2 separate regions of the Homo sapiens genome follow, and region 2 is linked to region 1. A link is a loop called in an ENCODE intact Hi-C map of the cell type or tissue named here. Cell type or tissue: gastrocnemius medialis. All regions are shown on one strand. Each heading gives the region's core, and the rest is flanking DNA. Links, peaks and the distances in the headings are about the cores only. Region 1 overlaps VPS39 (VPS39 subunit of HOPS complex). Region 2 has its middle 31 kb from the start of PLA2G4D.

Region 1 (12,362 bases), core at 2,217-10,216:
CTTTACTATAACAGTATATTTATGATTGCTACTAAACTTTAATGTCTCCATTATCTTTAATTTTTCATGACCATACAATATATTAAATTATTTTATTCTCCCATTAATTTTTTTTTTTGTTTTTTGAGACAGAGTCTCGCTATGTCACCCAAGCTGGAGTGCAGTGGCATGATCTTGGCTCACCGCAACCTCTACCTCCTGGGTTCAAGCAATTCTCCTGCCTCAGCTTCCTGAGTGGCTGGGATTACAGGTTCCTGCCACCATGCCCAGCTAATTTTTGTATTTTTAGTGGAGACAGGGTTTTGTCATGTTGGCCAAGCTGGTCTCGAACTCCTGACCTCAGGTGATCTGCTCGCCTTGGCCTCCCAAAATGCTGGGATTACAGGCGTGAGCCACTGCTCCCGGACTCTCACCTTAATTCTACAAGGTACTATTACTAGAATTGATATTCATTCTACATTTGACAGATAAAGTGAAAAAGTAAACTCACTTAGAGTTACATAGATATTTTACGGTGGAGTCAGACCTAGTATTCAAGGCCCTGGACTTTCAGCTATGTGCTTATTCTACTAACCCAAAATAAATATGAACATTGAAACCCAAATCACCTACTTTCAAGAACAATAAGGAAGGAAGACTAGTCAGGAACAAGACTTACTGCGAGCTGCAGAGCCAATTCAAACTGCTTGTCCTGGAGAAGTTGTTGGATTTGGGTTGCCATGGGGACAGGGATGAGTCTCCAAACAAAATGATTGCTGGCCACATAGATAATGTTTGATCTGGAAGCAAGAGTAAGAATATTAGCAAAAGATCACAGGCTTTGTGATGACACAGGTGACTTTACAACTTTGGGATAATATACAGCCATAGCAAAAAAAGAAATTCCTTACCCTCCTGAGGTAATGAAACGGGGCCTTTGCAATTCAATGCTTTGGACCAGAAGCCTCGGTTCAAATGTTCGGATCTCAACATATCGAGGCAACACTGCAATGATGTAGGGAGGCTGGTGCTCTGTGAAAGAGAACATACACAGCAGTTGTTCCGGTCTAAGGCTTTGGGTTTATGGAGTGTTTCAGCTGCCCATTCTAAGATACATTTAAATGGATCTCCAAAAAGTCCCCTAGTCAAATATCAAGCCAGGATCTTACACTGTGATTCAGAAAGAAAGAAAAAAAAAATTGGCCTGTAATCCCAGCAACTTGAGAGGTTGAGGTGGGAAGGTCACGTAGGCCGGAAGTTTGAGACCGACCTAGGCATCTTAGTGAGACACTGCCTCAACAAAAACATTTATTAAAAAATTAGTCAGGTGTGGTGGTGCACACCTGTAGTCCCAGCTACTCAGGAGGCTGAGGTGGGAAGATCATTTAAGCCCAGGAGTTTGAGGCTGCAATGAGCCATAACTGCACCACTGCACTCCAGCATGGGTGACAGAGTGAGATCCTGACTCTAAAAAAAAGAAAAATAAAAAAAAATTGCTTTGCTTGAGTTATGATCAGAGAAATCTCTTGCACAAAAAAGACACATCAGCTGTGCTGACAGTCACCTGATCCCACTCCTGCCTTATTCCCCAAAGAACTGGATAAAAGTTTCACTTGCTCCTTTTTCATCAGTCACAAAGCCAGGCCAGACAAAGGCCAGTTGCAGCTGCCCATAACAATGCATCAGTGGGAGAACCAGGTAACAGAACCTCTTCTTTCATTCTCTTAGAAAAGTGGCGGGAGGGGGAAAGGCCGGGTGCAGTGGCTCACGCCTGTAATCCTAGCACTTTGGGAGGCTGAGGCAGGTGGATCACGAGGTCAGGAGATCGAGACCATCCTGGCTAACATGGTGAAACCCTGTCTCTACTAAAAAAAAAAAATACAAAAAAATTAGCCGGGCGTGGTGGCAGGCGCCTGTAGTCCCAGCTACTCGGGAGGCTGAGGCAGGAGAATGGCGTGAACCTGGAAGACGGAGCTTGCAGTGAGCCGAGATGCACCACTGCACTCCAGCCTGGGCGACAGAGCAAGACTCCATCTCAATAAATAAATAAATAAATAAATAAATAAATAAATAAATAAATAAATAAAATAAAAAATAAAAAAAAAAGAAATAAAAAAGAAAGGTAGGGGGAAGGCAAATTCTGTTTTCCCTAAAATTACTCTAAGGGAAGAGTTCCACATTTCTAGCCAATGTTGTTTCTGCTAGAGATTTTCACAGAGAAAAGGTGTGATGCTCCACCTGATGGCTGCTATGGTTTGGCTATTTTTATTCCCTCCCCAACTTATGCATTGGACACTTAATCCTCAGTGCAAAAGTGTTGGGAGGTGGGGCCTAATGGGAGGTGTTTAGGTGGTGAGGCTCCAGCCTCATCAATAGATTAATGCACTATAAAAAGGGCTTGTGGAGTGGGTTCTCTCTCTTCTGCCATGTGAGAATGCAGAGCTCATCTTTCTCTTACCCTTCTCCTTCCACCATGTGAAGGAGCATCAAGAAGGCCCTTACCAGACACCAGATGCCGGCACCCTGATCTGGGACTTCCAAGTCTCCAAAACTGTGAGGAAACAAATTTCTGGTTTTTATAAATTACCTAGTCTGTGGTATTCTGTTATAGCTGCACAAATGAACTAAGACATGGCTTAATGGTACACAGAGAAGGTGGCTGGATGGACTTCTCAGTGAAGGCATTTCTATTTGATACTTGCTGTCGAGTCTTAAAATTGTTTTCCTCTATTATATCTAAAAAAAAACCTTTCATTCATCTATCCATGACCCCAAATTTACCCTTCTGATCCAGTACAAATTATTGGGTTATACTCCTTTTCTTCACTCTTCCTCTCTCTTTTGAAAATAACTTTTAATATATCCACTATATTTTTCTGTACTTTTTGACAAGCATGTGACAGTCCAAAGCTTAAAATGCTGGATGAAGCAGAACAATTCCACACAGTGCTAAAGAAGTCAGCATGCAAAAAGCAGACTGACAAAACCATAAAATCATTGCAAATCAAGTCTTCCAATATTTGAGAAGTTGTATGGTGAAGGAGATTTAACATAAATGGAGGGAATTTAGAAAATAAGCAACACAAAACATATCTTTAAAAACACAAATCTCAGAACAAGACTGAATAAGGATCTGCTTTACCTTACACTGAACTGTAAGATAAATTTATTGTTTGTATACTATATGAAACATAATTTCACTAACTTAGAGATAATAGAAATATTTTCTATGACTATATTCTGTGCTATATCAAGAATCCGTAAAGAACTACAGTGAGATATCACCTCATACGCCTTTAGGATGGCTACTATTAAAAAAATGAAAATAACAAGTGTTGACAAGAATATGGAAAAATTGGAACCCTTGCGCACTGTTGGTGGGACTGTAAAATGGTGCGGCCGCTATGGAAAACAGTATGGTGGTTCCTCAGAAAATTAAAAATAGAATCACCATATGGTCCAGGAATCTCATTTCTGGGTACATATTCAAAACAGTTGAAAATCAGGATTTCAAGGAGATATTTGCACACACATGTTCGTAGCAGCATTATTCACAGCAGCCAATGGTGAAAGTAACCCAAGTATCCACGAACGGATGGATAAACAAAATGTGGTATATACACACAGTGGAATATTATTACTTTTTTAAGTAATTATTTTATTACCTTTTTAAGTGGAATATATATTACCTTTTTAAGGTTCAGCCTTAAAAAGGAAGGCATGAACCTTGAGGACATTATGCTAAATTAAACAAGGCAGTCACAGAAAGACAAATACTGTATGATTTCCCTTATATGAGGTATCTAGAAGATGTCAAATTCATAGAAGCAGAAAGGAGAATGGTGGCTTCAGGGACTGGAGGGAGAAGAACTGAGGAGTTGTTAATGGGTATAGAGTTTCAGTTTTGCAACATAAAAAAGTTCTGAAGATCTATTGTACCACAATGTTAACATACGTAATACCACTTAACTGTACACTTAAAAATGGTTCAGGTGGTAAATTGTATGTTATGTGTTTTTTACATTTAAAAATAAAAATGTTTTTAAAAGTAAAAAAATTAGTAAAAAGCAAACCACTAGATGCATAATTACCACATAGAAATTTAACTTCAAAATATATATTCATAAAAATAATTTCTTAGTGTGTCTAATTTGCTAATATTTCTAATTATCCTTTTTTTTTTTTGAGACAGAGTCTCTCTCTATAGGCCCGGCTGGAATGCAGTGAGTGGTGTGATCACGGCTTACTGCCGCCTCCATCTCCCAGGCTCAAGCAATCCTCCCACCTCAGCCACCCAAGTCCTGGGAATATATGCGTACAGCACGATGCCCAGCTAATTTCTTAAATGTATTTTTTGTAGAGACAGGGTCTCACTATGTTGCCCAGGCTGGTCTCAAACTCCTGGGCTCAAGCAGTCCTCCTGCCTCAGCCTCCCAATGTGCTGGGATTACAGGCATGAGTCGCTGCACTAGTTTAATTATCCATTTTCTGATAAAAAGTTTTTCCTATTATATTTGCAATTTATACTATCAATGAATAGTACAATAAAATTTCAAAGCTATGAGGGAACTCAGAAATGAGTAACTTGAGAACTAAGTTATATTTCTATCATTTTGAACGCTACTGCTATTATACTGATATTTTTCATCTTACCAGAAAAATGAAATTAAAAGCATATTGTTTTATATTGAATTTTTTATTTTATTTTTATGCTGGCCTCATTTTGAAAAGTTAGTACAATTTTCTTTAGTGCTAACTTGTATAACATATGTAAAATTTCTTTCTCCTTTTAAAATCTGTCCCACTTGAATACGTTCTCATTTAATTAAAAAGGTAATCTATAACAGAAACCCCTTTGGTTGTCATATCTTTTGTTGACAATAGAGATGGTCTGGATCTCTTTATATCTCCAAAAGTTGGGAGACTGGCTGGTGTACAGCAGGCATATAAATAATGACTGACCAGGATAATGATGCAATTATTCAGCAAGCATTTTCTTACACGCTCTGATGTTTCAGGCACTGTACTATGTAGTAAGGACTCAAAGTGGATCAAGACATGCATCCAGACCTCACAGAGCTCCTACAGGAACAGAGGAGACAGATCGCTCACGTGTGACAAGTTGCTGTGACAGAGATACCTGAAAGGGTTAGGGAAGCACCAAGAAGTGACTAATCCTGCCTGTGGGTCAAAGGAGACCTCACAGGGCAAGTGCCTCAAAACTTTCTTCAGCAGTAAGACACAGACATGGTTTTGAGAAGCACTGATGAAGGCCCCAGGCACTAACGAAGGTTGGAAGACAGGAACTCTCATCCTGGGAAATCAGAAACACGCTTGACTTTTACATGCCTCTTAAACTCATCTACCAAAGTTCCTCTTCTGAAGGGAAAACAAGGTCGCCTAGAACATCGGGAAAGCCTCTCATAAAGCTCCATAAGCCCCTCAAACTTGTGACTATCCATAATCCTGGGCCTTTTAAAATACTGACCTTTTGATTTCTCTTCCTTCTAGTCTACTTATCTCTAACCACAACCAGAACAATCACCCTAGAACATGATGTGTTTTTTGTTTTTTTTTTTGAGGCGGGAGTCTTGCTCTGTCACCCACGCTGGAGTGCAGTGGCACAATCTCGGCTCACCGCAACTTCCCCCTCCCTTCAAGCAGTTCTCCTGCCTCAACTTCCCAAGTAGCTGGGACCACAGGCACACACTGCCACACTCAGCTAGTTTTTTTTTTTTTTCGTGTTTGAGACGGGGTTTCACCATGTTGCCCAGGCTGATTGTGAACTCCTGAGCTTAGGCAATCTGCCTGCCTCAGCCTCCCAAAGTGCTAGGATTACAGGCGTGAGCCACTGTGCCCGGCCAGAACATGATGCTTTTATCAAGACATTCTACCATTCAGGAATCTACTGGCCTCCCAGACCTTCTCACGGACATCTACCAACTGGCCCTATTTCACTGCTCTGTAATTCAGACCACCTGTATCAAGTCAGGCTCTGTAATACCCTCTCCCAAATCGGCATGTCTTTCTTTGGACTTCTACTCATTTATTGGGCTTTCTGCCTAGATTGAATGGAAATTTTTCTTCAAGCCAGGTTCCAAACTCCCTGCCTGACCTAGTCCATAGTTCAGTCTTACCTATGTAATGAAACTTCTTCCTAATTAAACAACAAACTTCCCTTTCTCTGAACTACTGAATTTTAACTCATCCAATTTAACACCTTAAGCAGTGCCTTGTTTTGTCTCTTTATCCAAGACTGTAACCCTTGTCTCCAGAGACAGGGGTCTTTAAAGACAGAAAGCATGTCAGTACGTCCCACTTCACAGCAGTAACTATTTTAGTAATGCTCACTCTTCCGACTGAAAATAAAATGGGGCAAGAGTGGTTATATGCTTCCAGGCAATTCCATTGTGGAGAGCTGGGAACCTGAAGCAAGCATAAGAACAGAAGCACCTAATGCGTAGAATAGAGGCTGACACCAAAATCACCTAAATGTTGTCTGTGCCTCTAAGCTACAAAAAAAAAAAAAAAAAAAAAGCAACAATAGAAAAACCCTTCAACATGGAATTACTATATCAAAAACCCTTCAATATGGAATTACTCATACTATAGGAATACACAAGGAATTTCCACTAATTTCCAAATGTAGTCTATTTGGCAGAGGACACAATCAAAACTCTTAAAAAAAGGAGGAAGAAAAAAACTAAGAAGTAAAAGATAGCAGTAGATAATCACTTCCTAAAATAAACATTTCTGTTTATATGTTTTCCCCCTCTGGAGTAAAACTCAGCTTCTTGCAAGAACTAGACTATCCCATTTTTAATGACCCTAAAATGTCATCTACTTATAAGAAGGGGAACTGAAAGTGAATGACACAACGTAAACCAGTCTGCTAAAGCTACGAATGGGACTCCGTTCTGCAGGAATGGCACACAACCTCAACCCAAAGTGGGAAACAGCAGCTACTGTTGGTCTCACCCATGGCCACTGGTATGTCCGTCCAGTTCAGGGCACATTTCTGTGTGCAGATCCCTTCCTCATTGAGTACCACGGTGAGATCATCCTGGCCCACAGCCACTTTTCCATCTGCCAGAGGTGCAACTAAGGGCTCCAGCTGTTTTCCTGTTGGAAAGAGCTCTTTGATGGACCCCTTTCCATCCACCTATAGGAAGAAACAGAGTGAGTCACCTAGCATTCCCCAGCCAGAGGTAAGAACACAGGAAAAATCCAGATAGAACCCGAAACCTAGAGAAGCCAATAATATTCCTTGTTTGACATAAGAAAATGTTACAGAGTTTATTATAATAACCGTTGTTATCACAATGTAAAACCCGTTCTCTAATGCAAAGGAAAGCATCTAGCCTGGCAACTGACAATGCCAGGTGCTGGCAAGAATGCAGAGCAACTAGAACTCACATTCACTGCTGGTGGGAATGCAAAATGGTGCAGCTGTTTTGTTTGTTGGTTTCTTACAAAGTTTAAGATACACTTGCCATATGCCCCTTAAAGATACACTTACCATATGCCCCAGCAATCCCATTCCCAGGCATTTGCCCAGGAATGCCAATGTATGTTTACACAAACGCTTGTATGCAAATGTCTTAGATGCTTATTCAAAATTGCTAAAAATTGAAAACAACTTTTTTTTTTTTTTTTTTTGGAGACAGTCTTGCTCTGTCGCCCAGGCTGGAGTGCAGTGGCACAATCTCAGCTCACTGCAACCTCCGCCTCCTGGGTTCAAACAATCCTCCTGCCTCAGCCTCCTGAGTAGCTGGAACTACAGGCGTGTGCCACCACGCCAGGCTAATTTTTTTTTTTGTATTTTTAGTAGAGATGGGGTTTCACCGTGTTAGCCAGGATGGTCTCAATCTCCTGACCTCGTGATCCACCCGCCACGGCCTCCCAAAGTGCTGGGATTAAAGGTGTGAGCCACCGCGCCTGGCCAAAATCAACTTTGTCCATCAACTGATGAATGGATAAACAAACACCTTGCCATAGACTACTATTCAGCCATGAGAAAGAATAAACTATTAACACACACAACAACATGGATAAATCTCCAGTGCATTCTGCTAAGTGAAAGAAGCCAGACTCAAAAGCCTACATATTGTGTCATTCAATTTATATGACATTCTGGAAAAGGCAAAGCTATAGGAGATGAAGAACAGATGAGTGGTTACCAGAGGTCTAGGAACAGAAGGAGAGGCTGACTTCAATATGAGGGAATTTTGGGGGGTGATGGTAGTGTTGTGAATCTCGATTGTGGCATTAGTCACATAAATCTAAGCATTTGTCAAAACACAGAACTGTACACCAAAAAGAATAAATTTTACTGTATGTAAATAAGTAATTTCTGAATAGCCTGGTCCTAAAGCAAGGTTTCCCACCCTGAAGGTGATGTCAGCATCCAAGGCAGTCAGAGAACTGAGAGCCTTAAGTCCAGCTTTTGCTCAGTTCCCTTATTCCTTGTGCGCTCTCTCACCATCTGTAGGCCTACTTGCTATTGAGTCAGTGGCACAGCAGTGACTCCTCCAGGAGTCTGCAACTCTGATGCTGATAAAATCAGGATATTCAAATGACACAAAGATGGAACAAATATATTAACAAGATAACAATGGGGCCAGGCATGGTGGCTGTAATCTCAGCACTTTGGGAGGCTGAGGCAGGAGGGCTGCTTGAGCCCAGGAGTTTAAGACCAGCCTATGCAACATATTGTGACCCCATCTCTACAAAAATACAAAAAAAAAAAAAATACAAAAATTAGCTGAGCATGGTGGTAGGCATCTGGGCTACCTGGGAGGCTGAGGTGGGAGGACTGCTTGAGCCCAGGAGACGGAGGCTGCAGTGAGCCAAGATCCTGCCACTGCACTCCCGCCTGGGTGACAGAGGGGTACCCTGTCTCAAATAAAATAAAATAACCAATGAAGAGCTCACCCAGTGGAAGGTAGAGAGAGAGGCTTCTAGAATTGCCATGTCTGAATTACAAGGGGTGTGAAGCTAAGAGATTTAGATTATTCAATGAAACGAACAGTGTGTCAATCTTTTCTACATATAGTATGCATATTGGAGAAAAACAACGTCATGGATATTTACAACTTACGTTAAGAGAAAACACAGGTCATAAAACAATTGTATAGCATAGTATTTTTACCAATAGGATGGAAGTTCATATACCAAGAAGTTGGCAGTGACTATTTCTGAGTGGGGGGACTATGGTTGATTTGCACTTCCTTTATCTCCTTATCTATATTTTCTGTAATAAACACGTGTAAAAACACGTGGCTTTTGAAATTTAAAAAAATAGTGAGAATCACTTTTAGTACAAACATACAAAAAGATTTGACGGCAGGAGAGGAAACTCAAAGTCTTAAAAATACTTAAGTTTATACTAAAATTAGTTTAAAATTCCTAAGCACTGAAGCCTTAGGATAGCAGTCCATGATGATCCACTGGACAGAGGCAAACAGCCTTCATTATCTGTCCCAATAGTAAAATACACACTGTGGATCATCATTACGTAAAGAACTGAGCGTTGACTCTTGGACTGACTTAAGTTACAAAGATATCCTATTTGTGAAAAATGCTGAGCATGAATGATAACTACACATACAAATAACAAATCCTGTTATGCCAAAAGCTCTACTTAAAGTGGTCGCTTGACCTGGAGTTTGGAGCAGATAATCATCTTCCCCAAGATAAACTAATGATATTTGCAAAATAATAAGATTTTACCCTTATTAGGTAGTAGTCTCTCTTGAAACCCACACAGATAGAATTTTCACACCACGCCATGGACTTGGGCACATCTGGCACACTAAAGTCCCCCTGAAAAAAGAGAGCAAGGATCTGAATGAAATAAATATTTTTTTAAAAAATCATGACTTTCCTGTTATTCTGCAACCTCCATTCTGCAAAACAACCCTCACCCTCATCGGGCACAATTCTACAGGCACAAGGCCAGGAAACTACCCTTAATAAAAATACAAGTCCATGAACTGGACAAAGTACATTTGGAAAAGGTGAAAACCCACTTTGAAATAAACCAATCTATAAAAACACTGTAGAATCATATTACAAGTAGGCATCAACAAGCTCTCATGCACTTCATACCAGAGTATTCATTTGCGTAGAATGACAAGACTGGAGTCCTGAACTTCACTAGAACCGAGCCACTGCAGCAGCTCCCACCCAACCATGGACCAAGGAACAGTGGACTTACCTGCAATTCATGAAATTCCCTGTCCTTCCAGAAATAGAGCTGCAGCTTCTTTTTTACTGCCACACACATCCGTAACACCTCCTCACCGGTCTCTGTGTGCTGGGAGGAGACATGCAGAGCAAATGAAAATACAATGACTCTCTCTAACTGAGTGATAACTAAATTAGAGATTGTCTACCTTGAAATTGCTACTACTCTGAAAATTCCCTGTAACACAGTCATCCTGCCAGGAAAGCTGAGCAGAACACCATTCTCTAAGATGCGCTAAGAAACAAGTGACTGAGGAACACTTCCTCCCGAAGGGTTGCCAGCCAAAGACCACAGCACCAGCAAATCACATGGACATTCACAATTCAGAGGAGAAAATCCTGGGGCAGTCCTTCCCCTATATAACTCCTCCCTCCTTTTTGCTCTTAAATGTTTCTTGCTCCTGGCTGTCAATGCATGCTGGGTTAAGGGTGACCATGTGCCAGTGACATCAAGCCCACTTTTAAGCCTTTAAAGAGCAAGGAAAAGAGTATTCCTAAGCATAAAATGATGCAGTGTCAATGTAGAACATAAATGCTAAAAAATGGTAAGTTGAGTAGAGAGAGGGGTGAGGCAGATTCTGAAGAATAAAAGAATGATAAATTGGCAAAAATAAAGAGCGATATCTTTTCTGAACAATGAAAAGTCCCTAATGACAAAGACCTCAGTGATCTGTTTAGAACAAGACTCCATTTAATGTCTTATAATTATCTTCATGATATTGTTACAGTCTTGCTTTCCCAACAATGGTTTGTCCAGGACGAGAGTTTTTGTCCTCGGTTAGCTGCCTCTTGCCAATAGTATTAGATTCTCATTAACCCACGCACAGGGAATGCAAACGCTTCAACTTCACACTATGCACCAACAGAGAAATTTCTCTAATACAATTAAATATTCTCTTTGGGCCGGGTGCAGTGGCTCATGCCTGTAATCCCAGCACTTTGGGAGGCCAAGGTCACCTAAGGTCAGGAGTTCGAGACTAGCCTGGCCAACATGGTGAAACCCCATCTCTAATTTAAAAAAATACAAAAAATAGCCGGACGTGGTGGTGCACACCTGTAGTCCCAGCTACACAGGAGGCTGAGGCAAGAGAATCACTTGAGCCCGAGAGGCAGGGGTTGCAGTGAGCCGAGATCGTGCCACTACACTCTAGCCTGGGCGACAGAACAAGACTCCATCTCAGGAAAAAAATAAATAAATAAATAATCTTTGGAGTCTCTGTTGGGTATGGATCATCAGTGTCATTCTTCCCATCTAATGGTAGGAATGATGTAGGAAAGACTGTATTGATTAAAGCATAAAGCCAAATTTCATCTTGGGTAAACTTACCTGGAGGTCACAAGTAAACAGTGATGCTCCCTTTGCCTTTGAAACCGTAGTGATTTGTTGAAATGTCAATAGGTCATGGACATAAATGTTATTTTCTGTTTGGGAGGAGGTATAACATCAGGATCAATGATCATAATTCTCTAGCATAGCCACTATCGAGGCAAAAAAAGTAACTGTGTTAACATCTAGAAGAAGCAAATGGCAGATGTTGGTTGAAGATGTCCCTTCAGTTTCACTAGGATGATTCATTCTCACCTATAACCAGTACAAAGCATTTAAGAGGTCACTTGGTCTTCTAAACTTGGATATTTTCTTCCTTAAACATTTGAGCTTGGCCCGGCATGGTGGCTCACACCTGTCATCCCAGCACTTTGGGAGGCTGAGACAGGCAGATCACTTGAGGTCAAGAGTTTGAGACCAGCCTGGGTAACACAGTGAAACCCTGTCTCTACTAAAAATACAAAAATCAGCTGGGTATGGTGGTGGGTGCCTGTAATCCCAGCTACTCAGGGGGTTGAAGCAGGAGAATCCCTTGACCCAGGAGGTCAGAAGTTGCAGTGAGCCAGGGCTGCACCACTACACTCCAGCCTGGGCGACAGAGTGAGACTCCGTCTCAAAAAAAAAAAAAAAAAAAATTGGGGCTGACTTGAGTAAAAGAGATCTTTCACTTCCAAAACACTCTTTTTTTTTTTTTTTTTTTTTTTTTTGAGGCACGGTCTCACTCTGTTGCCCAGGCTAGAGTGCATCAACAAAAGGGGCATGATCTCAGCTCACTACAGCCTTAACCTCCTTGAGACTCAAGTGATCC
Region 2 (12,362 bases), core at 2,681-10,680, 58 kb before region 1:
ATGCACCCTGAAAGGACAGTTCCTGCCGCAGCACAAGCAGCCTATGCCCCTCCCTGAGACTCTTATTCTGAAATAGCTGGTGTCTGTAGCAGGGTTCTTCACAGAAACAAATAGGATGTGTACATAGAGAGAAAGAGATTTATCATAAGGAAGCAGCTCACAATTATGGAGGCTGGCAAATCCAGAATCTGCAGCGTGGGCCAGCAGGCTGAAGACGCAGGAGAGCTAATGGTGCAGGTGAGGTCTAAAGGCAGAGTCTGCTGCAGAACGGGCTCTTGCTCGGGGAGGTCAGTCTTTTTGCTCAGTTCAGGCCTTTAACTGATTGGATGAGGCGCACCTACATTAGGCAGAGCAGTCTGCTTTACTCAGAGTTCACCAATTTAAATGTTAATCTCATCCCAAAACACCCTCCAAATTGACACATAACATTACCCATTACAGTGTCTTAGGTCTGGTTCCTTAGAAGCAGAGCCTGAGGCAGGGACTGGGGACACTTGTTGTACAGGGAGAATACTCCCAGGAGACAGGGAGAGAGGGAAGCAGGGAGGAAAAATAGCTAAACAAACACGTGGTCTCAGCTGCAGCCTCGCTTCAGTCTGGTCCCACGGGGACCTCTGCAGCACAAATTGCAAGAGGTGGTCCCACTTTGGAGCAAGGGGCCTGGCCTTCTGAGCCCCTCTGTCTGTCGGGGATTGACTGCTGACGGCCTCAGGGTTACGGGTATGAGTGAGAACTTAACCTCTCAGGTGCGATGGTTCATTGCATGTGCTTCCTTGGCTAGGCTATGATGCCCAGCAGTTCAGTCAAACACTAGCATAGATATTGCTATGAAGGTATTTTGTAGATGTGACTAATTTACAATAAGTTGACTTTAAGTAAAGGGCATTACCCTCAGTAATGTGGGTCGGCCTCGTTTAATCAGTTGAAAAGCATTAGGAGCAAAAACTGAGGTTTCTCAGAAAAGGAGGAATTCTGCCTTAAAGACTGCAACTCTTGCCTGGGTTTCCAGCCTGCCAGCCTGCCCTACAAATTGCAGACTTGTCAGAGCCCACAGTTGCATGAGCCAATTCTCTCCCTCTCTCATTGATATTGTCTCTCTGAAGAACCCTGAGTGATAAAGCAGGTGTGGGACTCTCATTCAGCCAAGCACAGATCTTTGGAGAAGGGGTTAGCTGAGGGCCATTAGCAACCAACCCTCTCAGCAGCCAGGCTGGTCAAAGGAAGCTGTGCAGGCCACCAACAGCATATACTACAGTCCACCTCCCAAACCACTGAGATCCAATTGCTTCCCATATTAACTTCATTCAATCTAGGCACAGCTTTTCCAGGATTCTGGCTGGTCACAATTTGTGGGAACATTTACAGGAGAAGAGTTAGTGGAATGAACTACAGCCCACACCACCACAGTTTGTCTCAATCTGTCACTGATACTCATCATCTTCCTCCTCCACCACCCACTCTAGGTTCTCTTGCCTCTCAGCGAGCACTCCTGCTGCTCTCTGTGGCTCTCAGGAGGGGTGTTCCAGACCTTTATCTCAGAGGAGTCTGAAGCTCAAGTTATGCTTTACTCAGACCATGGTTGCTATATTTACCCATTTTTACATGCAAAATTTCACATAGAAAAAAGCAAACCCAGGATCACCTGAGTGCCAAACATATTCCTCCCTGCCCCCATCATCCCACTGTATAGCAGCAGCTCTGTGTCTTCCTGATGATCAGATCAATTACCCCTGCTGGAGCTGTAACCCCTTCCTTTGCCTGCTGATCTACCAGCATGAGGAGGCCAAAGTGGCCAGGCTGCAGCCATAGCTGTAAGATTATTGGGACTCCTATGGCGTCCTCCAATAGAAGCATTTCCCGCTCCTGCCCCCAGGAACCAGGAGCTCTAGACCCACAGAGTCTAAAGTTTCTGTGAAGAGAAGCATAAATTCCCCAGGTGGGTCACTTAGAATAGTGATGAGCAGAGCCACTCCTACTTCTACCGCTTGGACCCTGGACCATCCATTCTACCTAGTGGGGACAAATGCACATGCAATGGCCATTGGCTTCAGATGTGTATTGCATCCTGAAGATAGCACACTATCCCCAAACTAGCTCCTCCATGCATCTTCAGGAGGCCATCTCGCCACTCTATTGGGCAATAGTTGGTGGTTGATGTGATATGCACCACACTGCCTCCCTTACTCTAAGTTGCTGTTATGCACAGTCATATGTAGATTAGACATTGTGTAAGTCGTTGGATTGTCGTGCTTGCTGAGGTGCAGGAAGCCGGAAAGGTAATCCACATACAGAATGTGTGTCCATTTCAGTAAGTATGAATTGTCCTTTTCAGGACAGAAGGGGTCCTGTATAATCAGCTTGCCATCAGCGGTCAGTTGAGCTCCTGGGTGCCTTATTGCAGACTCGGTGTCAGTCTTTGCAGCTGGCAGGTTCGACAATCAGCAGTGTCAGTAGCTAGGTCAGTCTTGGAATGGGGATCCTATGCTATTGGACCCCTGTACTGCCTCCATCTCTGCTCCATTTGGGAGCACAAACATTAAGATGGCTGAGGACAGGGCTGATTGACAACCACTGGACGATCCATCCCACTCATCTGGTTGTTCAGTCCTTCTGCGAGTGGTCAGCACTGTCATTAGCATAAAGATGCTCACCCTTTGTGCCTACTCCCGAAAGGGCTCAGCTGCACTGCAGACTGGGCAGAATAGGCCAAGTGACAGGCCAGCCCTGGTACTGGTGACTAACAGCCTGCTGGACCTCCCTGCCCTAGTCCTGAGCTTGAGCTCTGCCGGCTGGCTCTGGGCCTGGCCCTGGAGGGGTCCACAGGTTGCAAGAAGTACCTTGTGCAATCCACACTGGAAGCCTGTCCTCACCCAGATCAGGGTGGAGCTGAGGGGGCCCTCAGGGTTTCAGGGCCTGGGTGTAACAGCAGCCAGTCAGATCAGGGTAGATACACACAGATACACACACACACACACACACACACACACACATATTATCCCTGGGGCTCAGCCCAGCTCACTCTGGAGGCTGAAGGCACTCCTGTCAGCCCTGTATCTGGCTTCATTGGAAGTTTCCCAAATGCAAAGACTTTTTGTTGTTGTTGTTGAACTCAGGCCCCTTACTTTCTCCACATTCATGCCTAAAACACAAGATGCGAAAAAAAAAAGCCAAGTGCTCAAAGGCATACGGTAGTATGGTGGCTAATTCTTTGGGTGTTGGAATTAAAAAAAAAAAAAAAGCCCTGAGTTTGAGTTCAAGGTATGGCTTTGTCACTTTTGACTTTAATGTTCTTGGATAAATAACAATTCTCTGAGCCTCAGTCTCTACATCTATAAAACATGAATAATATTACCTCCCTCACAGAATTGTGAGGATAAAGGAAAACACATATGTAAAATGTTTGACACAAAACAAGTATTCAACAGAGGCTATATAACAATATTATTAAAAACAAGAGTTTGTGATAAAATAGGGAACACAGAGAGAAAACCCAAAATAAATGCAGAAGACAGAAAGAAATGGGAAACACCGAAGACCCTGTGGCAAGCATGAAAATCAGACCTCCTTCAAAAGAACCTGCTGCAGGCTTATAGTGACCACCAGTCCCTGGCCACCCTCTGGAGCTATCACTGCGTTCACACCAAGGCCACGCTTTCTTGAGTTACTCCTAGCCAAAGACAGAACGTGGTGGGGCACTAGTGTCTGCCCATTCCTGTGGGATATGGGACCCCTCTAATGGGCAACTATGGCTCCAGGACTCCCATCAGCCGGGCTGGAATTTTCTTAGAACTGAGTCTGAGGCCCTTCCTTCCATCGCCCCTTCCTTCCCTGTCTCCTTTCATAGGTGTCCAAATGGTATTACAATCTGAAGGCTCTCCTGCCCCTTTCCTTCCTCATTCACAGGTGTTTACTTTAACAAGTCTCTGGCACAAATAATCCCATCTTGGCCACTTTAGAGCACCTGAACTAACACAGGCCCCTTCCCTAATGCTGGGCTTTCTTAGAGGGAGGGTCCTGAGAGGATCTGTCCCAAATCTGTGTTGTGCACCACCTGGGTGAGGGCAGCCGCAGTTCCAGGTTGACATGAAATTCTTAGATCATGGAGCTTGAATGGGAAACAGGAAGTGAGTGTCCTTGGGACATGCTATGATGCCTGATGGTTCATGTTCCTCTCTGTACCTGAAGTCGCCCCTCAGATTAAGCAATCCCTGCCTCTTCCTGCCCCCACTCCCTAGGCTGGCTCCTCTGGCCTGCACTTCAAATTCATCCTGCTTGTGCATAAACATAATTAGTGTGAATGCTTTGTTTGGTTGAACCAGTATTCTATATAGGTCTGGGGAGGAGTTTATTGTTGGCTTCTCTGAAGCCATAAATGTAAAGGAGAGCTTTAGGTGGGATGTGGCTCCCTGGGCAGGGAGACAAGCTGCAGACGTGGCCCAAGCCTAGGAGAGCTGGGAAACTCCAGCCCAGGGAGGGCTGTGGCTATGCCCACTTGCAGGTTGGGTTAAATCCCCAGCCTTTGCAGGGACAGAGTGTAGCCCTCAGGGTCCTGGGGGTTCTGGGTCAGATAAGGGTCTCTGGAGACTTCCCTCCACCCCTCATCCCAGGACCCAGTGCATCAGGGAAGTCCTCAAGGTCTGCAGCATGGCGCTGTGGCCGCACAGGTGCAACAAGTGGTCGTAAAAGTCTTTCACCTTGAACATCATGTAGTACAGAGAATAGGGTGAGGAAAAGTCACAAAGGTGTAATTGGCTTCCCTGCCTCCAAGGAGAGAGGAGATTAAGAGCAGGTCACAGAAGGCTTCCACCCATCTAGTAAGCTGAGGTCTCAAGGTTGGGAACAAGCCAGGCTTCATGCTTGGAAACATAGAAATGTTGCATTTTCTGGATTCAGACACATGTAACCACATGTAACCAGCACTACAGTGTCATATAGAGTAGATTCACTACCCTCAAAAGCTTCTGTGCTCTGCCTCTTCATCCCTCCCTCCCACCTAACGCTTGGCAATCACTGATTTTTTTTTTTACTGTCGTTTAGTTTTTCCTTTTTCAGAATGTCATACAATTGAAATCATACTCTGTACTCTTTTCAGACTGGCTTCTTTCACGTAGTAATACACATTAAGTTTCCTCCATGTCTTTTCAAGGCTTGAATGCTTATTTCTTTTTAGTGCTGAATCATATTCCATTGTCTGGATGTACCCCAGCTTGCTCATCAATTCACTCACTGAAGGACAGCTTGGTGTCTTCTAAGGTTTAGCAATTATAGCTAAAGCTGCTATAGACATTCATGTGCAGTCTTTGTAAAGAGATAAGTTTTCAACTCTTTTGGGTAAATATTCCAAAATGAAATGGAGAATATGTTTCGTTTTTTAAGAAACCTTCAGATTTGTATCCAAAGTGACTGAATCATTTTGCATTCCCACCATTAATGAGTGGAAGTTCCTGTTGCTCCATGTCTTCGCCAGCATTTGGTGTCGTTAGTGTTCTGGATCTAGTCATTCTCATAGATGTGTAGTACTATTTCATTGTTCCTTTAATTTGCATTTCCCTGATGATGTATGATACGGAGCATCTTTTCATATGCGTACCTGTCATCTGTATTTCTTCTTTGGTGAGGTGTCTGTTAAGGTCTTTGGCCCATTTTTTAATAGGGTTGTTTTCTTTTTATCAAGTGTTAAGAGTACTTTGTATTTTGGATAACAGTCCTTTATTAGATATGTCTTTTGCAAATATTTTCTTCCAGTCTGTGGCTTCTCTTCTCATTCTCTTGGCAGTGTCATTTGAGGAGCAGAAATGTTTTTTTTGTTTTTTGTTTTTTGAGACAAAGTCTCACTCTATTGCCCAGGCTGGAGTGCAGTGGCACAATCTCGGCCCACTGCAACCTCTGCCTCCCGGGTTCAAGCAATTCTCCTGCCTCAGCCTCCCAAGTAGCTGGGATCAGAGGCATGCGCCACCATGCCCAGCTAATTTTGTATTTTTAGTAGAGATGCGGTTTCACCATGTTGGCCAGGCTGGTCTCAAACTCCTGACCTCAGGTGATCCACCCGCCTCAGCCTCCCAAAGTGCTAGAATTACAGGTGTGCACCACCACGCCTGGCCAAGAAATGTTTTATTTTAATAAAATCCAGCTTATCAATTATTTCTTTCATGGATGTTGCCTTTGGTATTGTATCCAAAAAGTCATTGCAAAACCCTAAGTCATCTAGATTTTCTCCCGTTATCTTCTAAGAGTTCTATAGTTTTACATTTTACATTTAAGTCTCTTATCCATTTTGAGATAATTTTTGTGAAGAGTATAAGGTCTGTGTCTAGCCATTATTTTTTTTTTTTTTTTGCATGTGGATGTCCAGCTGCCCCAGCATCATTTGTTGAAAAGACTCGGCTTTATTGTATTGCCTTTGCTCCATTGTCAAAGATCGTATATTTATGTAAGTCTATTTCTGGGCTGTCATTCTGTTCCATTGATCTATTTGTCTCTGTGCTGTGTCTTCATCCCTTCCTCCCCCTTAACTTCTGTCACCAATATCACATTGTCTTGATTATCATAGCTTTATAGTTAGTCTTTAAGTTAGATAGTGTCAGTCTACCAACTTTGTTCTTCTTTAATGTAGTTTTGGCTACTCGGGGTTTCTTGCCTCCCCATACAAACTTTCGAATCAGTTTGTCAGTATCCACAAAATAGCTTGCTGGGATTTTGATTGGAAGTGCATTAAAACTATAGATCAAGTTGTGGAGAACTGACATCTTGACAATATTGCATCTTCCTAACTATGAATATGGAATATCTCTCCATTTACTTAGTTCTTTAAATTTCTTTCATTGTGGTTTTATAGTTTTCCTCATATAGATGTTGTGCATATTTTTTAGCTTTATACCTAAGTATTCATTTGTGGGGATGCTAAATAGTATTGTGTTTTTTAATTTCAAATTCCACTCATTCATTGCTGGTATATAGGAAAGTGATAGACTTTTAGATATTAAACTTGTGTCCTGCAACCTTGCCATAATTGCTTGTTCACTTGGAGTTTTTCTAGTACATGGTATGGAGCATGTGAATCCAATTTTATTTTATTTTACAAATAACTATCTGGTTATCACAATGTCCTTATTTAAAAGTCATTTTCTTCTTCAGTGACTTATCATGTATAGTTTACACTAAATGTTCATATGTATTGCCATCTATTTTTATACTGTGTATTCTGTTCTGTTGGTTATGTGTCAGCAGCATATAATTTTAATTATAAGGCCTTTATCATGTTTTAATGTTTGATAAGGCTCATCCCCTGCCCCCCATTCACACCATAATTATTGCTTTTTCAAGAGATGGGGTCTCACTATATTGCCCAGGCTGATCTCAAACTCCTGGCCTCAAGCGATCCTCCTGCCCCAGCCTCCCAAAGTACTAGGATTATAGGTGTGAGCCACCGTGCCTGGCTCCTGCAAGTTTATCTGTTCATATAAACTTTACAATTAACTTCCCTAGCTTAAAAAAATAGTTATTTTTAATTGAATTACATTGGGGGAAATTGATGACTTTATGACATCAATTTCCCCCAATGTAATAAATATATACTTATTTTTATTATTATTATTTTTTGAGACAGAGTTTTGCTTTGTCACCCAGGCTAGAGTGCAGTGGCACAATCTCGGCTCACTGAAACCTCTGCCTCCCCAGGTTCAAGCAATTCTTGTGCCTCAGCCTCCTGAGTAGCTGGCCATCAGGCACCTGCGACCACACCCAGCTGATTTTTTGTATTTTAGTAGAGACGGGGTTTCGCCATGGTGGCCAGCCTGGTCTTGAACTCCTAAGCTCAGGCCATCAGCCCAGCTCAGCCTCCCAAAGTTCTGGGATTACAGGCACGAGCCACCACACCCGGCCTCTACTTACTTATTTTATTATATTTATTTATTTATTTATTTTGAGATGGAGTCTCGCTCTGTCACCCAGGCTGGAGTGCAGTGGTGCAATCTTGACTCACTGCAACTTCTGCCTCCTGGGTTCAAGTTATTCTCCTGCCTCAGCCTCCTGAGTAACTGGGATTACAAGCACGTGCCACCATGCCCAGCTAATTTTTTGTATTTTTAGTAAGACCGGGTTTCACCATGTTGGCCAGGCTGGTCTTGAACTCCTAACCTGCGCCTCCCGGGTTCAAGCAATTCTTGTGTGTCAGCCTCCCTAAGTGCTGGGATTACAGGCATGAACCACTGCATCCAGCCCATTTATTTATTTTAGATTCAGGAGGTATACGTATAGGTTTGTTACATGGGTATATTGCATGATGCTGAGGTTTGGGCTTCTAACCCAAGTACTTCGCCCAAATGATATGGGATGGGACAGGGAAGTTCTGGTTAGAGAAGGGCGGGGTCCCTGGCGAGGGCTCCATCCCCATTTTGTGCTCAAATGTTGTGTTTCCCAAGACCACCCTGGCCTGCCACACTCCCATCCTGTGCCTATAAATACCCTGAGACACTAGCGGGCCAAGCAGCTGGATGTTGAGAGGAACTCAGCCATGGAAGAAGACACAAGCCACCTAAAGATGGCAAAACTGAAAGAGCACACCATAACACACGCCCACTGGGGCTTCAGCTGTAAACATTCACCCCCTAGACACTGCCATGTGGTCGGAACCCCACAACCTGTCTGTATGCTCCCCTAGAGATTTGAGCAGCGAGCCACACCCCCATCGCACGCCCTGCAGGGGGATAAGGGAACTTTTCCCATTTCACAAGTATTGAATAGGTAGTTGTTCAACCCTTGCCCCCTTCCTTTCTCCCTGCTTTTGGAATTCCTAGTGTTTATTGTTCCTGTCTTTGTGTTCATGCATATCTAATGTTTAGCTCCCACTTATGAGTAAGAACATGCAGTGTTTGGCTTTCCGTTTGTGTTAATTTGCTAAGGATAATGGCCTCCAGCTGCATCCAAGTTGCTGCAAAGGACATGATTTCATTCTTTTTTATTGCTGTGTAGTATTCCATAGCGTATATGTGCCACATTTTTCTTTACCCAATCCACCATTGATGGGCACCTGGGTTGATTCCATGTCTTTGCTATTGTGAATAGTGCTGTGATAAACATAAAAGTGCAGGTGTCTTTTTGGCAGAACAATTTATTTTCCTTCAGGTATATATCCAGTAATAGGATTGCTGGGTTAAATGGTAATTCTATTTTTACTCCTTTGAGAAATCTCCAAACTGCTTTCCACCGGGGCTGAATAAATTTGCACTCCCACCAACAGTGTATAAGCATTCCCTTTTCTCCACAACCTCACCATCATCTGTTATTTTTTGAGTTTTTAAGAATAGCCATGTTGACTGGTGTAAGATTAAACAGTGCTTGAAGGAAGTGTATAGCTCTAAATGCATATGTTAGAAAATAACCTGGGCTGGGTGTGGTGGCTCATGCCTGTAATCCTAGCATTTTGGGAGGCCAAGGTCATCAGATAGCTTGAGCCCAGGAGTCTGAGACCATCCAGGACAACATGGTGAAACCCTATCTCCACACACACACACACAAATATCTATATCTCTCTCTCTCTATATATATATAAAAATTTAGCTGGGCGTGGTGGCGCACACCTCTAGTCCCAGCTACCCAGGAGGCTGAGGTGGATCACTTTAGCTCAGGAAGTCAAGGCTGCAGTAAGCCAAGATCATGCCACTGCACTCTAGCCTGAACGACAGAGCAAGACCCTGTCGAGGGGCGGCGGGGGGAGAGAGGGAGAGAGAGAGGGAGGGAGAGAGAGAGGGAGGGAGGGAGGGAGGAAGAGAGGAAGAGAGGGAGAGATAGGAGGGGAGAAGAGGGGAGGGGAGGGGACAGGCTGATAATTAATGATGTTGAGCATATTTTCATATATCTGTTAGCCATTTCACATGTCTTCTTTGCAGAGATTTCGTTCAAGTCCTTTACTCAGTTTAAAATCAGGTTATTTTTGTTGTTTTTGTTTTTTGCTATTGAGTTGCAGGATTTCCTTATATATTTTAGAAATTAACCCTTATCAGATATATGATTTACAAATGCTTTCTCCCATTCTGTAGGTTGCCTTTACATTCTGTTAATTGCTTCCTTGGTATGCAGAAGTTTTTTGGTTTGATGTAGTCCTATTTATCTATTTTCAGGTTTGTTCCCTGTGCTTTTAGAGTCATATCCAATAAATTATTACCAATGCCAATGTCAAGAAAATTTCCCCTATAGTTTCTTTTAGGAGTTTTACAGTTTCATGTCTAACATTTAAGTCTTCAATTCATTTAATTTTTGTGTACAGCGTAAAGTAGTGTTCTAACTTCATTTTCATTTTCTCTTTTTTTGGCATGTGGATATCCAATTTTCCCAGCACATTTGTTTGAAGAGACTATATTTCCTCTCTGTCTCATTGCATATTCTTGGTACCTTCGTCAAAGATCAATTGACCACATATACATATGTTTACTTCTGGGCTCTCTATTTTGTTCCATTGGTCTATACGCCTGTCTTTATGACAGTATTTTTTAGAGTCAGACTCATGGAATTTATTTTTTAAGAGTCAGACTCATAGAAGCAGAGAGTACCATAGTAGTTGCCAGAGTTTAGGTGTGAGAGAAATGAGGAATTGTTGTTCAATGGGTATAAAGTTTCACTTTTGCTAGACAATTAAGTTCTGGAGATCTGCTGTACAACATAGTATTACAGTTAACAACATGGTATTGTAGAATTCAGAATTTGTTAGAGGGCAGATCTCACCTTAAGTGTTCTTACCACAAAGACAAAACAAAGCAGAAACAAAAATAAAACAAAGCGGAAACAAAAACAAAACAAAGCAGAAACAAAAACAAAAGAACACCAGGAACTTTTTTAGGTGTTGACTGTGTTGACTTGATTGTGGTGATAGTATCACAGGTGTTTGCCTACGTCCAAACTCATCAAATTTTACATATTAAACATGTGCAGTTCTTTGTACGTCAATTATACATCAATAAAGCTGCTTTTTAAGAAAGGAAACCACTGAGTTGAAATGGTCAGCTTCTGTCTTAAGAAGCTAGACAAAGAGCAAATTAAACTCAAAGTAATTAGAAGGAAGTAAAAAAGAACAAAATTTATTTAAATAGAAAATGGGAAAATAATGAATAAACAAAAGCAAAAGTTAGCTCTTCTTGAATATTTAATAAAATTGAGAAATCTCTTCGCTAGACTGATCAAGCAGAGAGAAAACACAAGCGAGCAACATCAGAAATGAAAGGGGACATTACTCTTCATCCTAAAATGAGAGACTTGACCTAGCTAGCCTCTGACGTCCCTTCCAGCTTAGCTCAACCTTCTCCCAGGGCTCCCTGCAACTCTATTTCCACTCGTGCTGAACTCACCAGGAAGGAATCCCCCAGTGGCTTCACCAGCTCTGCAGAAGCCACTCACTAGGCTTGTGATAAAGGGCGCCAGGGAAGGAGCCTCTAGGATGACTGTGACTTGGGATCCTCTGCAGGAAGAGCAGCCTCAGATTGCTGACCCCCTCTCTGGTTGGTAAACTAGGACCCATTGGTAGTAAGAAGGTTTGGGATGGGGAGCATCGGAGAAGGGCCGTGGAACTACAGACAGAGCTGAGAGCCCTGCACCATAAGGAAGTAGCTTCCTCCATGCCTCAGACCCCCCAGTGAGCAGGTTCCAGAACAGTCCTGGACGCCCAGGCTGCTCCCTAGCTGCTCTTTTGCCCACCTACCCCATTCCTGCAGCCTTGAGCTCCTCCAGCCTATAGTAGGGCACTTCCATCTGCTAATGGATAAAGTCCTCTGGGACACCTAGCAGGAAACACTAGAAGCTCAGGATGACACAGGCTGTGGTGGCAAATCCCTGGCTGTAACGGCACTCAATGAAAGGCAATCTCTACCCCTGGGGCCCCAAATGCCTCTCATTTCCAATTCCCCAGGGTCAGCTGGTTCCCACAGCAAGCCTCCTCTGAGAGCTCCAGTCGGGAACTGCTTGTCTAGACCCAGCTCAGGTCTAGATGCCCAAGGTCAAGACTTCAGTAGCCAGGTTCAGTCTGGGAAATAAGATGAGAAACCCAGGATAGTGACCCTGGTGACATGTAGGCCCCCTCTGTAGCCAGGATATGGGACCCCAAGGGAGACTTGAGAAGGCAGCCTGCCTGCAACAGCTCTCACTCAGAGGAAGACACAGATCAGGAGCAGGGGCAATGAGGAGGCACCAAAGCCTGGATCAACAGCGGGCTTCTACTAAGTGTGAACCCTGCAGGTGCATCTGGGGAGCCTCTTGTCAGTGTGGTGAGGACAGAGAAGGGGGTTTGTATGAAGTGTGTAGCCTTGTAGCTGTTGATCATAGCAAGTGATCCAAAAATGTATGGCTGAGGATGGGCTGGCAGTCCCTTAAGCCTG

Evidence for each region. Peaks named below come from ENCODE experiments on the same cell type or tissue, not always from the same donor. Only the 100,000 strongest peaks of a DNase experiment are listed, where the experiment ranks them.
Region 2: a loop joins it to region 1, with 4 times the contacts of the local background. A loop is called at or near these places in 1 of 110 quality-filtered maps.

Annotation. Positions count from the first base shown.
Region 1 is chr15:42,177,560-42,189,921 of GRCh38, forward strand. VPS39 (VPS39 subunit of HOPS complex) reads right to left here. Exons shown (of 25, transcript NM_015289.5): 5 at 11,555-11,649; 6 at 10,199-10,297; 7 at 9,712-9,804; 8 at 6,958-7,141; 9 at 891-1,011; 10 at 659-779. Among named protein-coding and RNA genes, the nearest start is that of MIR627, 16 kb to the right of the region's middle. In gastrocnemius medialis, for the core only: no CTCF peak of the experiment used is centred there; a DNase peak (open chromatin) is centred at 6,962.
Region 2 is chr15:42,119,044-42,131,405 of GRCh38, forward strand. No RefSeq gene overlaps it. Among named protein-coding and RNA genes, the nearest start is that of PLA2G4D, 31 kb to the left of the region's middle. In gastrocnemius medialis, for the core only: no CTCF peak of the experiment used is centred there; no DNase peak of the experiment used is centred there.